Linked DNA regions of Homo sapiens: region 2 is linked to region 1. A link is an interaction called in ENCODE POLR2A ChIA-PET data of the cell type or tissue named here. Cell type or tissue: OCI-LY7. All regions are shown on one strand. Links, peaks and the distances in the headings refer to the core of each region. The heading gives the core; the rest is flanking DNA.

Region 1 (6,418 bases), core at 856-5,855:
TAACTACTAAATTATAAGGTTATTCAATTTTTACATCTTCAACAGCCTTTATCTTGCAATGTTCTTAACAAGAAAAAAAACAAGGAAATATAAATCTTTACTATTAAAACAATGGCTTATTTTATTTGTATGAGAACAATTATCAAAAAAATTAAAAGTGTACATATCTGAAATAAACAAATTAGAGGTTAAATCCTGCATAGGAATATCCCAAACTCTTCTATTGTAGCAAACAGTGCTGAAAATATTTAAGTCTTTGGCAAGGTTTGGAGCAGAGGTAGCATTAATAATATACTTATGTAGATAAACGTACGTGTATATATATTTATATAATGCTAAGTGACTTGTAAACAACTAAGGTTCAGCTTATTATAAAAACTACAAATAAGGATCATTTCAACTCATACAAATAACATATTAAATTTATAATTCTTCAAATAAAACAGTATCAATAAACCAACAAGAATACATTACCCTGTCCAGATGTTTCCTCCTCTTGTTTCATCCATCCAGACTGTGGACCTGAAGAATTTCTGCCTCGTCGTGAGTAGTAGTTTTGTACATCTGCTGGCAAAGTCTTTCTCACGGCCCAGCTGGATGCAGATGTCCATCCAGATCTATCTGCTGGTGTATCAAATGAGAACTCCTGTTCACTTTTTCGCTTATAGGATTGCTGTTCCACAAACTTGAAAGATTCACTCCCTGAACTGTTTGAATTCCCTGAGAGGGGTTTTCGATTTTGCCACCGATTTTCATTCTGATCTTTATAGGCAAAACTACTTCTGTAAGTGCCTCTGCCACGGTTGCCTCTGCCTCTACCACGGTTAGATACCCAACCAGAACCAAAGTTTTTATTCCAAGAATTTCCTGAATTTTCATTTCTATTTTCTTCCCAATGAGACTCTTTCAACTTTTCTGGATTTCTGGTTCTTGGATCAGGCCCAGAGTTTATTTTTTCTGTTATCCAATTGGGACAGTCATTTCTATGTTTGTCAGCAGAATTTGGATCATCAGCATCTAGATGGATGTCATTTTTTTCTTTTCTTGTATTTTCATTCTGTTTCTCTGGGTCATTCTTTCTGTACCGATCATTTCCTCGTGGACATCTCCAACCATCATTTGCCCATCTTCCCTTCCACCGGGGAGAGTAACTATCTCTGTCAATTCTACCAAATGATGAACTCTTACTTTTTGTTCTACATCTTGAGGGGGACCTAGAATGAGATCTGGACCTAGACCACTTTCTGGTTCTCCTTTCTCTCTCTCTCCTCTGCCCATCTCTATCACTTTCTCGTTCTCTGCTCTGGGACCTGGATTTTTCTCCTGGGGAAGAATCTTTCACTCTTGGCTGAGATCTTTTGTTCTCTCTAGAAGTTTCTCTTCTTGGGGACAGTGATTCAGATCTTCTGCTTTCCCTAGTAGTATCCCTTTTTGGAGACCGAGACTGAGATTGCCTCCTTTCTCTTGCAATATCCTTTTTTGGGGACTGAGAACGGGATTTTTTCCGGCCTCTGGCTGACTCATTCTTAGGAGATGGTGATTGAGACTTCCTGCTTTCTTTCCCAGTTTCTCTTCTGGGAGATGGAGACTGGGGCCGCTTCTTTTCTTGTGGAGTGTCTTTGTTGGGTGACCAAGTTGTAGATGGAGAATGAAATCTAGATCTTCGAGTACGAGGCTTTTTGGTTTTATCTATGGTATCTTTTGGGCTTTCAGATGGTTGAGAAACAGTTTCAACCTTTTCATCCGCAAGATCAGAAGACGGCATATTATTTTCAGAACAGTGTGTCACAGAATTTTCATTCATTTGTTTAAGATCAGCATTTACAGATGGTTCAACTTCAGATTCATTTTGGTCACTGCAAAATGAATCACACTCCATAGGTATCATTTCATTGTTGTCCTCACTAAAATGCTTCTGAATCTGTTCAATGTGTGTTTTAGGCAACTCTGTAGATCTAGGATGTTCGGTCAGCGATTCATTCTTTTCTTCTAAAGATTTTTCCAATTTGGTGTTCAGAAGATTATTTTTTAGTAAGTTATTTTCAGAGTCTTGAATATTATTGAAATCTTCATTCCCAAAAGTATCACATGTTGCAATTATTTCTACATCTTCAGTTTCAACATGCCCAAGCAATTGAACCTCTGGGCTCTTAACAGATTGTCTGTCCACTGTCTGTATAATTTCACCCTCAGAAGATTCTAACTTGGGGCTCTCTATAAGCTCCTCTGTTTTTAGTGTAAAATCTTTATGTTCAGTAATTTCTACTAGGGAACTCTCTGTTATTTTTTCTTCATTAACCACTGACTCTACATTCTCAGATAAGTCACTTAGGGGACAAGATACAGGTTGGTACACTTTGCTTTCAGATGTTAAACATGTAGGAAAATCATTTGGAAGATGAACTGTACATACATCTGTCTTTACCTCTGATTGTGAAAGTCCAGATATCTGGTCTTGCTTTTCCAATGGATCACCTCCTTTTTCAAGAATATTTTCAGAAATCTCACTTTCCAAACACAAAACATTAGCCTCTATACCTGTATTCTCGAGTTTTTTAACTTCCCCTTCCTCACCAACTAGCACAGGAAGATCTTGAGCACAAGACTCAGAAGATGAAGATCCTACTCTTTCCTCTGTATCATAATTTGCAGTATGCTTCTCACTTTCTTCTATTTGCTCATTGCAACTTTTCAAGCAATTAGCAGACTGGTTTTCTACATGAGTCTGCACAGTACAAATGTTACTACTGTCTACATCTGGTTGGTGCTCTTTTTCTAACACAGGTGATGTGTCAGATTCTGCTGTTTCTTCATCTACTGAATCATTGGAAGATGATTTTTCAGGGGCAGCTACAGAGCTCCGAAGTTTCTTTTTCAGTAAAGGTGGTTTTCTTCCTCTTCTTACAGACTTCCGTTTTGGAGCCTGTCTTGTTTGCTTTTCTGACTCAGCTGAAGAGGGAACACTTAAAGATGGATTACTGTTACCTGGGGCATCACACCCAGAATTGTCTGATATTGGGGATCTCTGAGACTGACTGGCTGTTTCAGCTCTTGTGTTACGTGTAGACCTCCTTGTAGGAGTTGTCATTGCAGGTTTTCGTCTTGATCCTCTGGTATTTGATGTACCAGAAGTTTGCTTCTTTTCTTCCCCTTCTTGAGTATGTGCTAATGCATATCCCTTGCAAGAAGTACCTAATAATATTTAAAAAAAAAAAAAAAGTAAAAAATATGTTTTAAGAAATAGTAATTTGGCTTTAGCTAATTTTAGCATAAAATAGTCTGCAACAGAGTGAAACTAAATACTTATAAATAAAACTATTAATAAATGCATAGCTACTAACATCTGAGTAATATGACTTATTCATCAACTTTCTTAATGACACTGAAATAAGTTATAACTAGATTTGGTCCAAATGGGCAATTTTATAGAGAAAAAAAAAAAGGAAAATAACTTTTGGTCTTGTAACTGCTACTTGCTTAATTTTTTTTTTTTTTGGAGACAGGGTCTCACTCTGTCACCCAGGCTGGAGTGCAATGGCGTGATCACTGGAGCAATCATCGCGCACAGAAGCCTCAACCTCCCAGGCTCAAGCGATCCTCCCACCTCAGCCTCCCAGGTAGCTGGGACTACAGGCATGCACTACCATGCCCAGCTAATTTTTGTATTTTTAATAGAGACAGGGTTTTGCCATGTTGCCCAAGCTGGTCTCAAACTCCTGAGTTCAAGTGATCTGCCTGCCTCGGCCTCCCAAACTGCTGGGAATACAGGCGTGAGCTACTGTGCCCGGCCATGATCTGGGATTATCTAAGCAAAAGGAGAGAGAAAATGGTCAAGTTATCCATGAATTAATAAAGACTCAAACTATTTATTAATAATTAATTAACAGATGTTACTTCTAAAGATCTATGGTTTGGATATGAAAGCCTGAAACAGAAAGGAGACTTCTAATCAGTTCCTCAAAGCCTCCAAGTTGTAATTTCAAAAACTACAACAGAGTTTCTAGTTGGAATATTTTTTATTTTTAAAACTGACTAACAGATAAAACTGTGTTTCTCATGTACAACATGATGTTTTGAAGTACATATACATTGTGGAATGACCAAATCTAGCTACTTAATATATGCACTACCTCACATAGTTATAATTTGTTTAGTGAGAACACTTTACGTCCACTCTCTAGCAATTTTCAAAAATACAATATAGTCGACCCTTTAACAACACAGGGATTAGGAGCACCAACCCCCAACACAGTCAAAAATTGAAACAGTTTTTACTCCCCAAAACTTAACTGTTATTCACCAGACTCCTTACTGATAACAGTGAATTAATATATTTTTTATGTTATGTGTTACATACTGTATTCTTACAATAAAAGAAGCTAAAGAAAAGGTTATTACAAAAATCATAAGAGAAAATACATTATAATGCTGTACTGTATTTATTGATACCCTAAGTTTATATCATTTGTTTACAAGATGAATCATCTGTCTGAAATGGCAGGCAACTGCAGCTATAGATCTCAATCTGTTCCTATCAAGGAATTAAACTTCTTCTTATAAAGCCATAATTTTGCTTCTTGGGAGCACTTCCTACATCACTAATGGCACTTATGTGGGTCCCAAAGGTGTTACTCAAGGTTTACAGTATTGCACTAAACACTATGAAAAATATGCATGCACTGCAAGAGATCACTTTTTACTGTGATATGCAATCTATTAGAAAGACAAATGCTCACATGGAGATGATTACATTAAACCAGGTTTTGCGTTGTGTTTTGTTTTTTTTTTGTTTTTTTTTTTTTTTGAGACAGGCTGTTGTTCTGTTGCACAGGCTGGAGTGCAGTGGTGCAATCATGGCTCATTGTAGCCTCAACCTCCCAGACATTCACAACACTTGAGTACACCAGAATAGCAACAGGTGGCGGCCACAAAAATTGTTACACTGGTAAATACGTACTATATTTAATTTTACACAGCTATGATTTAATACTGTATCTTTACAGCTGTTTACATTTCTTATGACTGCAAATGGTGGAACCATGTGGTTTGAGTGTGTATATGTTTTGATAAATTTTAACTTGTTATCATAGATTTGTATATATTTTATGGTAGTAAATGATGAAATAGACTAGTACCTACATATATTTTATACATTAATGACATACCTTTTTCTTAATTTTTTTCACTATTTATAGGTTATGCGATTTTTCTGTTTTTTCAGTGTTGCAAATCTCCAAACATTTTCCGATATATTTATTTTTTAAAATTCATGTATAATGTCGCCACCCAGTTAAAACCTATGTTGTTCAAGGGTCAACTGTATTATTATAGTCATCACGTTTCACAATTGATCTTTAGAACTTATTCTATCCAGCTGAAACTGTATCCTCTGACCAACAACCTCCACCCCACCACACCTACCCCACCCCCTAATCTACAATCTAGTTCTACGAGATCAACTTTTTTAGATTCCACATATAAGTGAGATCATGTGGTTATGTGCCTTTCTGTGCCTGCCTTATTCACTTAGCCTAATGTCCTCCAGGTTCATCCACGTTGGCACAAACAAGATTTCCTTCTTTTTGTGGCAGAATAATATTCCATTGTGTGTGTATATAGATATATGGAGAGACTATGTATCTATCTATCTATATATACATACACTCTAGTTGAAGCAATTCTAAAGTTAAGTCATTGTCCAAATATTTATAGACGTATTTACAAGTTACTATGCCTTACTTTACAGCTTTTCTAAGTCATCAAACACACATTTTTATGAAACTGGAAGAAACTAATAATAATAATTTTTAAAATAGAAAATGATTTCACAAACTTTACCAAAATGTTCGAAAGATATGGTACTTGTTGGAAAAATAGTTCTTGGCAACACAGAAGAAATGAGAGGAAGGACTTCTGTTTCAACATTCCAGGGTATAAAACCAATTCTGAAAACATAATAAAGACATTTTTGTTTAAATGGTTTAAAAAATTAAACCACCAATTTAAAAGTATTAATTCTCTAAATCAGGTTAGCAATATTAAAATACAGTGCTTAAATGTTTTTTGCCCAAATAGCTAAAAATGTAAATTCAAGGTTACTCCTTGTCTAAAGATAGCTACCAATTGGCTAAAATTCAGAAAAAAACCTTTAAAAGTATGTTTTTCTGATAAATTCATGGCAAAGAAAAGATGAAAGCAACTTAACACAGATGTTTCTCTTTGAAATAATTTATGTAGTATTTTGTCAAGAATTTTTCCAGCTTTCATCATGTTCTTCACTACTCTAAAAAAATAAAATCAACTTTGAGGTGTAATTCAACATAAAATGCAGACTTTAAGCGTACATTTGCTAACTTTTTACCAAAGTGTGTGCATATATATATATATATGTCTGTGTTAACCACCACCCCAATCAAGA
Region 2 (6,418 bases), core at 767-5,766, 56 kb after region 1:
GGTTGGAATGGCTATATTAATATGAACTATATTTTAAACCTTTTTAAAGAGTCTAAGTGGATTTGTTTACCCTCCATTCAGTTTTAATTATATCTAGTTCTGTGGCAGTTTTGAAACAATGAAGCTATTTCGTTTCATCCATCTCCCTCATATTACTCAAGCTGATGTCTTAAGTAACTGGACATGCACAACAGTTTCTAAAGAAATATGACCTATTACATTAAAACTGTCCTATCTGAAGGGTTTTCTATGATGAAGTTTTCAGGTGAGTGATAGCTTATAAATTTTTTGAGTCATTAATATTTATTCCCCATTATAACAGCTTACAGAATCATTCTTCTTGACAAGCCATCTAGGCATACAAAATAGTGCTATACGTATATTTACATTAAAAAATCACCTATCGGGGCCGGGTACAGTGGCTCATGACTGTAATCCCAGCAATTCAGGAGGCCAAGGCGGGCAGATCACTTGAGGTCAGGAGTTCGAGATCAGCCTGACCAACATGGTGAAACCGTTTCTACTAAAAATACAAAAATTAGCCGGGTGTAGTGGTACACGCCTGTAATCCTAGCTACTCAGGAGACTGAGGCAGGAGAATTGCTTGAACTTGGGAAGCAAAGGTTACAGTGAACCGAGATTGTACCACTGCACTCCAGCCTGGGTGACAGAATGAGACTGTGTCTCAAAACAAACCAAACAAAACCTATCATTTGTAGACTGTTTCATTGATCCCAGAGAATTTTTATAACAGTGTTGTTTTGGCCGCTGTCTTTCATGTTTGTACTTCTGTTTTGGTTTACTTTAAGCTGCTAAATAACTACTGTGGTCAGGGTACTGAGCCTGGTATTGGAATATAAAGACGGATTAAGATACTGTATCACTTCCCGGTACAAGGAGTAGACTTGGAGACATAGGATACAGAAGATGAACAAGATAGCATATGCCAAGTGCCAAATGTGAGAAATAGGCAAAGAGTTTCTAAGACATTTTTTTAAATGTACCAGTGGGGGAGTAACTAACGACTGAGGCAAGTAAAGAAAAATAATGATAATAAAGTGCAAAAAGTTAATGTTCTTAAGTCCAATTAGGACTTACGTTGTGTTTCCTTAGGTGGACTTCAAGTCTATCTCTCTCCCATTTATTTGTTTTGAAAGTGGTTTATAAGATGTTTAAATTGGGGATTTTGAGCTTAATGTAGTAGCAGAAAGGTGGCAGTGGTGGAGAGATGGAAAGTACGAGAAACTAGTTAGGAGAAAATGGAAAGAAGACTAGATATCAAAAAAGAAGGCCTGATTAGGACTAAGCTCCCCTAGGGCACAGACCTAATAGACACATAGATATCAACAAACCTGGAGTTCAGAACTATGGGTAGAGTGAATGCCTACAATATACTACGTAATGAACTACACATTCTGGCATGCCTTTCCACATTTAATCCTCAAAATACCAGAACACGATACATTTAAAAAATTAAAACACCGTCAATACTGAACAACAGAACACTGCATTAAAAAGGCTTAAAAATCACCCACTAAACAAAGCTAACTTAAGAGTATGAACAGAGACAGAGTTAGCTGCTATTACCACTGGACTTAGATAAATGTTATTAAAAAATTAGGTGAGGAAATTGAGATACTGATTAGATCACCTATAAAAGGTGACAATCAGTCATCTAGGACAACCAGAGTTCAAAACCAGGTCTGACTGACTCCTAAACCTAAAACACACACACACACACACACACACACACACACACACACACACAAAGACTGAACTAATTTTTACCTTACTGTCAAAATTACAATAAAAAGACAACCCTAAAAGTACATCTGAGAAGTCTAGGGTAAAAGAAAGGATAAAAAAGGAAGAAGTTTAGTCTTATCCCTAATAGAGATGTGAGTCTTAAGAGGGTTTAAATTTACTCAAGAGGGTTTAAAGATTGAGAACACTTTTAATTTTCACTAAAAGTGTTGGTATAATAATCTTTTACAAAAAGGAATAAGTATAAACTTTAAAAGAACACGTCTGTATGCTGCTATTCTGGCTGGAGGCATTGGAGCCCAAGTTAGTGAGCAAAATGCTCATGTTACGAATAGTGAGGGAACCCAGATTAAGATTCTTTTTACCTTAATAAAAAGAAAAAGGGATTACTTCTTTTTAGACTCCTTCAACTTGGAACAGTCCCCCAGTCTTGACTTTCATGACCTTGTTTGTACTCCTTAAAGCTTATAGATTAGTTCTGTTGCAAAATGTCTTCCAATTTGGGTTTGCCTGATACTTCCTTTTATTTTTTTTCAGATGTAGTTTTCTTTCTGTAGGATGCCAGATATTTCCTTATGGTTAGATTCAGGTTGTACACTATTTGACAGTAATTATGATGTGTTTTTCTCATTGTGTCCTGTCAAATGGCATACAATTTCTGTTTGTCTCATTACTGATGATGTGCACTTTGATAACTTGATTGAGGTAATATCATCCAAGCGTCTTCACTGTAAAGTTACTTTTGTCCCATTGGTAATTAACATGCATTTTTGTGGAAAAGTATTTTGAGACTGTAAAATAGCCCATTCCTTATTAAACTTGCTATTTATTTATTCCGAGATTATCTCAGCTTTGGCTAGTGAAAGCCTTTCAAGATAGTTTCTGTTTTCTTTTGACTTGCTCTTCGCACTTCCTTTTTTTTTTTTTTTTTGAGGTGGAGTCTCACTTTGTCGCCCAGGCTGGAGTGCAGTGTGGTGATCTTGGCCCACTGCAAACTCCACCTCCCAGGTTCAAGCGATTCTTGTGCCTCAGCCTCCCATGTAGCTGGGATTACAGGCATGGGCCACTACACCTGGCTAAATTTTGTATTTTTAGTAGAGACAGGATTTTGCCACATTGGCCAGGCTGGCCTTGAACTCCTGACCTCAAGTGATCCACCTGCCTTGGCCTCCCAAAGTGCTGGGATTACAGGTGTGAGCCACCACACCCAGCCACTTCCTTACTTTTGGACATAAGAAAATGAAGCTCACCTTGTACTTTCCCTGCCCCAGCACTGGAATCAACCATTCCTCCAAAGAGTGGTTGCTTTTAGTGGAGAAAGGTATTTAGAAAACAAGATTTGGATGCTCTAATTATTTCAATGTCTATGTGTAGAAAACCATGAATTGGTACCAATTTCTCCAATTTCAGTCCGCAAGATTTGTTCTTGTTTTCTCCATTACCAAATTTATAACTCCCTTCTCACCAGGAGAACTCTGACTCATTATCATTACTTACTAAATTTGATCAACCCCCTGCATGTGGCCAGTTTCCCATTGCCTTTGCTGTTCCCTACCTTCTTTGCATAACTTTTTTCTCTACTTAGGCTCTGACATCCTGTCCTGGGATGCACCCCTTACCCCATACTTCTTAGATACCCCATACTGAAGATTTTACCATTCTGTTTGAGCTCTAGTACCTTAATCTGATCTAGAGGTTCCTCTAGATCAGTGAAACAACTGAAGGCCGAAAGTCAGATGGACCCAGCTATAGATACTTAGCAACTTCTCTGACACTTAACAAGTCATTTAACTTCTCCAGAGCCCCAGACTCATTTCTGTAAAATGGACTAACACAGTCAACATTGCAAGGCTACCGAAAAGATCAAATGAAAATGTATGTAAAATGTCTACAACAGAGTGGCTGACACATAGTAAATATCTGATAAACATTAGCTATCTTCTGTAATATGGGTGATAATTTCTTAAACTTTGATCTCAATACTTTTAGATCTAGTTAAGCAATTAGAGAAGCATCAATCTGAAAATAAGAACCTTACTGTCCTGCTTGTTCAAAAGGCCAATGAGCTTCACATTGTTACACTCAACAGAATTTTTTTTAGTTCTTACCTTATTAAGCTCTTATCAACACTTGACCCAACTCTCTCTTCTTGACTTCTATCTCCTTGTAACATTCTCTTTCTTTGGTTTCTGTAACACCCCACTCACCCTCTACTTCTCTGATCTTCACGGTATTCTCTGGGAGCTCACATTCTTCCAGCAAAGTTTTTTAAATGTTAGAGGTCATTGTGGTTCCATCCTAGGCCTTTTTTCCCCCAAGTTATATTCCCTCACCTAGGCAATTTCATCCATACCTATAGTTCCAATTACCTGTATGGGAGATTCCAGTTTTCCATTTACAGCCAATACTCTTCCTCTGAATTTCAGAACCATGTATCTAATTGCTTACAGGAACTTCTACCTGAAAGCTCCAAAGGTACTTTAAGCCTGATATGTTAAAACCAAAAGAGCTCTGGTCCTTATCTGGCACAACCCAGGAATGTAATCCAGAAATCATCTTTCAAATTTCTTTCTCCCTCACTTTCAATCTATTAACTAAGGCCTGCTGGTCTCAAATCCCATCCACTGAGCCCATCTCCACAATTATCATCCTAATTCAAGCTATCCTCATCTCTCCCAGACTACTAAAAAAGCCTGCTAACTAATTCTCCCAGATCTCTTGCTGCCTCTCTCCTCCCTTTCAATACACATCACCACAATCCTAGTTTTGCCTTCTGGAACTATAAGAAATTAATATGGCTTCTAAATGACAACATTTTTAACAATAAGATAGTTATACTGCTTGATATGGTTTGGCTGTGTCCCCACCCAAATCTCTCTTGAATTGTATTCCCATAATTCCCACGTGTTGTGGGAGCAACCTGTTGGGAGATAATTTGAATCATGGGGGCAGTTTCCCCCATACTGTTCTCATGGTAGTGAACAAGTCTCACAAGATCTGATGGTTTTAACAGATGTTTCCGCTTTTGCATCTTCCTCATTTTCTCTTGCCACCAACCACTATGTAAGAAGTGCCCTTCTCCTCCCACCAAGATTCTGAGGCCTCCCTAGCCATGTGGAACTGTAAGTCCAATTATACCTCTTTTTCTTCCCAGTCTCAGGTATGTCAGCAGCATGAAATCAGGCTAATGCACTGCTCTACTCTTAGCTGAGGCATTCTTAGCTCCTTCTATATTAAGACAAATGATAGTTTCAAGGTCACATACTGTTATACTCCTCTAAAAACACAGACCCCTTAGGCTGGGTGTGGTGGTTCATTCCTGTAATCCCAGCACTTTGGGAGGCCAAGGCGGGATGATTACTTAGCCCAGGAATTTGAGACCAGCCTGGGCACCAAAGTGAGAGCTGTGATCACACCACTGCGCTCCAGCCTGGGAGACAGCGAGATGCTATCTGAAAGCAAAAACAAAACAAACAACAACAAAAAACAAGGACCCCTGAAATGAACATGGCCCACATGCATGGATATAAGTAACTTGGCAGTTTATGCTACAGACTGAGACTTGCTTAGTCTAAAGTTTCAAACCACAATCACTATTTGTAACGTTTACAGCTGAAAGCAGGTTAATTCATTAACTTACACTGAAGGCATTGTTCAGGTGTTTAGGTGACAAATACTGACAAATGCTGATCTCACAGAAGATAAATCACAGTGAAGAAAATAAACAATAAACCTAAGTTAGATTACACAATATGTTGCAAAATGATAAATGCAATGGAGAAAAATCTAGCATAAAAACAGATACAAAATATCGGGGGAAGGCTGTTGTTTTATACACAGTAGTTAGAGAAGACCACAACAGCGTAGGGGAAAGGAGATTGGAGAAAGGGTGAGGAGATGAAGTCAGAGAGGAAGAAGAGACTTAAATCATAGAGCCTTGTAGACCATAGGAGTATGGAATTTACTATGACTGAGAAGGGAAGCCATTTGAGAAAAGAAGTTACATGACCTGACATTTTATCAGGATCACTCTGGCTATGGAGTGTTAAAGACTGTAGATCAGCAAAGGTCACAGTGACTTTTTAGGAAGATATTTTTGAAAGCAAAATAGTGGTTGTGTTTTTACGTTATGTATTGAATTTTTATGTGTCTATGTACTAGGATTTCATACATTAAGTTCATAGACACAACTTAAAAAAATACAATGCAAAGATGAGTTTTGGGAATAGCAAGAGAATGATACTGGATATTTTAACTCTGGGCTCTACTCAGCACTACTAACAGTTATTACTGCTCAGAAGCAAGACAAGGTGCAAGGTTATTAACTTATTTTGGGGGACAGAGTATAATTAAAAATCTGGATTTTAAGTTTATTTCACTGGGCAAGGTAAGTCAAGGTACAATTTACATCTTAAAAGACAAAAGCAGGTGATAGCAGGGCTTGCTAAAGGGAAGTTACAATGAAAATTATTCTACAGTTGACTTTCTTTTTATTACTTTTATGCCTGCTACTCTCTTTAATTAAGGTGCTACAACTATCTCTGATATACTTTAAAAGTTCAGTATTAAGTTGATGGGTAGTATAGTACTGTATTTTCTGATTACTAAAAGATGTTACTGATGATGAATCAACAGTATCATGTAACTGCACTGA

Evidence for each region. ChIA-PET counts read pairs that join two places held together with the same protein. Peaks named below come from ENCODE experiments on the same cell type or tissue, not always from the same donor. Only the 100,000 strongest peaks of a DNase experiment are listed, where the experiment ranks them.
Region 2: POLR2A ChIA-PET joins it to region 1 with 5 read pairs; 8 of 35 experiments call an interaction of 5 or more read pairs at or near these places.

Annotation. Positions count from the first base shown.
Region 1 is chr12:45,925,668-45,932,085 of GRCh38, forward strand. It overlaps SCAF11 (SR-related CTD associated factor 11), which reads right to left. Exons shown (of 15, transcript NM_004719.3): 10 at 5,839-5,945; 11 at 475-3,192. Among named protein-coding and RNA genes, the nearest start is that of SCAF11, 62 kb to the right of the region's middle. In OCI-LY7, for the core only: no CTCF peak of the experiment used is centred there; no DNase peak of the experiment used is centred there.
Region 2 is chr12:45,982,018-45,988,435 of GRCh38, forward strand. The region is part of intron 1 of SCAF11 (SR-related CTD associated factor 11); the gene reads right to left. Among named protein-coding and RNA genes, the nearest start is that of SCAF11, 5.3 kb to the right of the region's middle. RefSeq lists a silencer at 4,686-4,735. In OCI-LY7, for the core only: no CTCF peak of the experiment used is centred there; DNase peaks (open chromatin) are centred at 2,664 and 4,804; H3K4me3 peaks cover 2,385 bases; H3K27ac peaks cover 3,296 bases.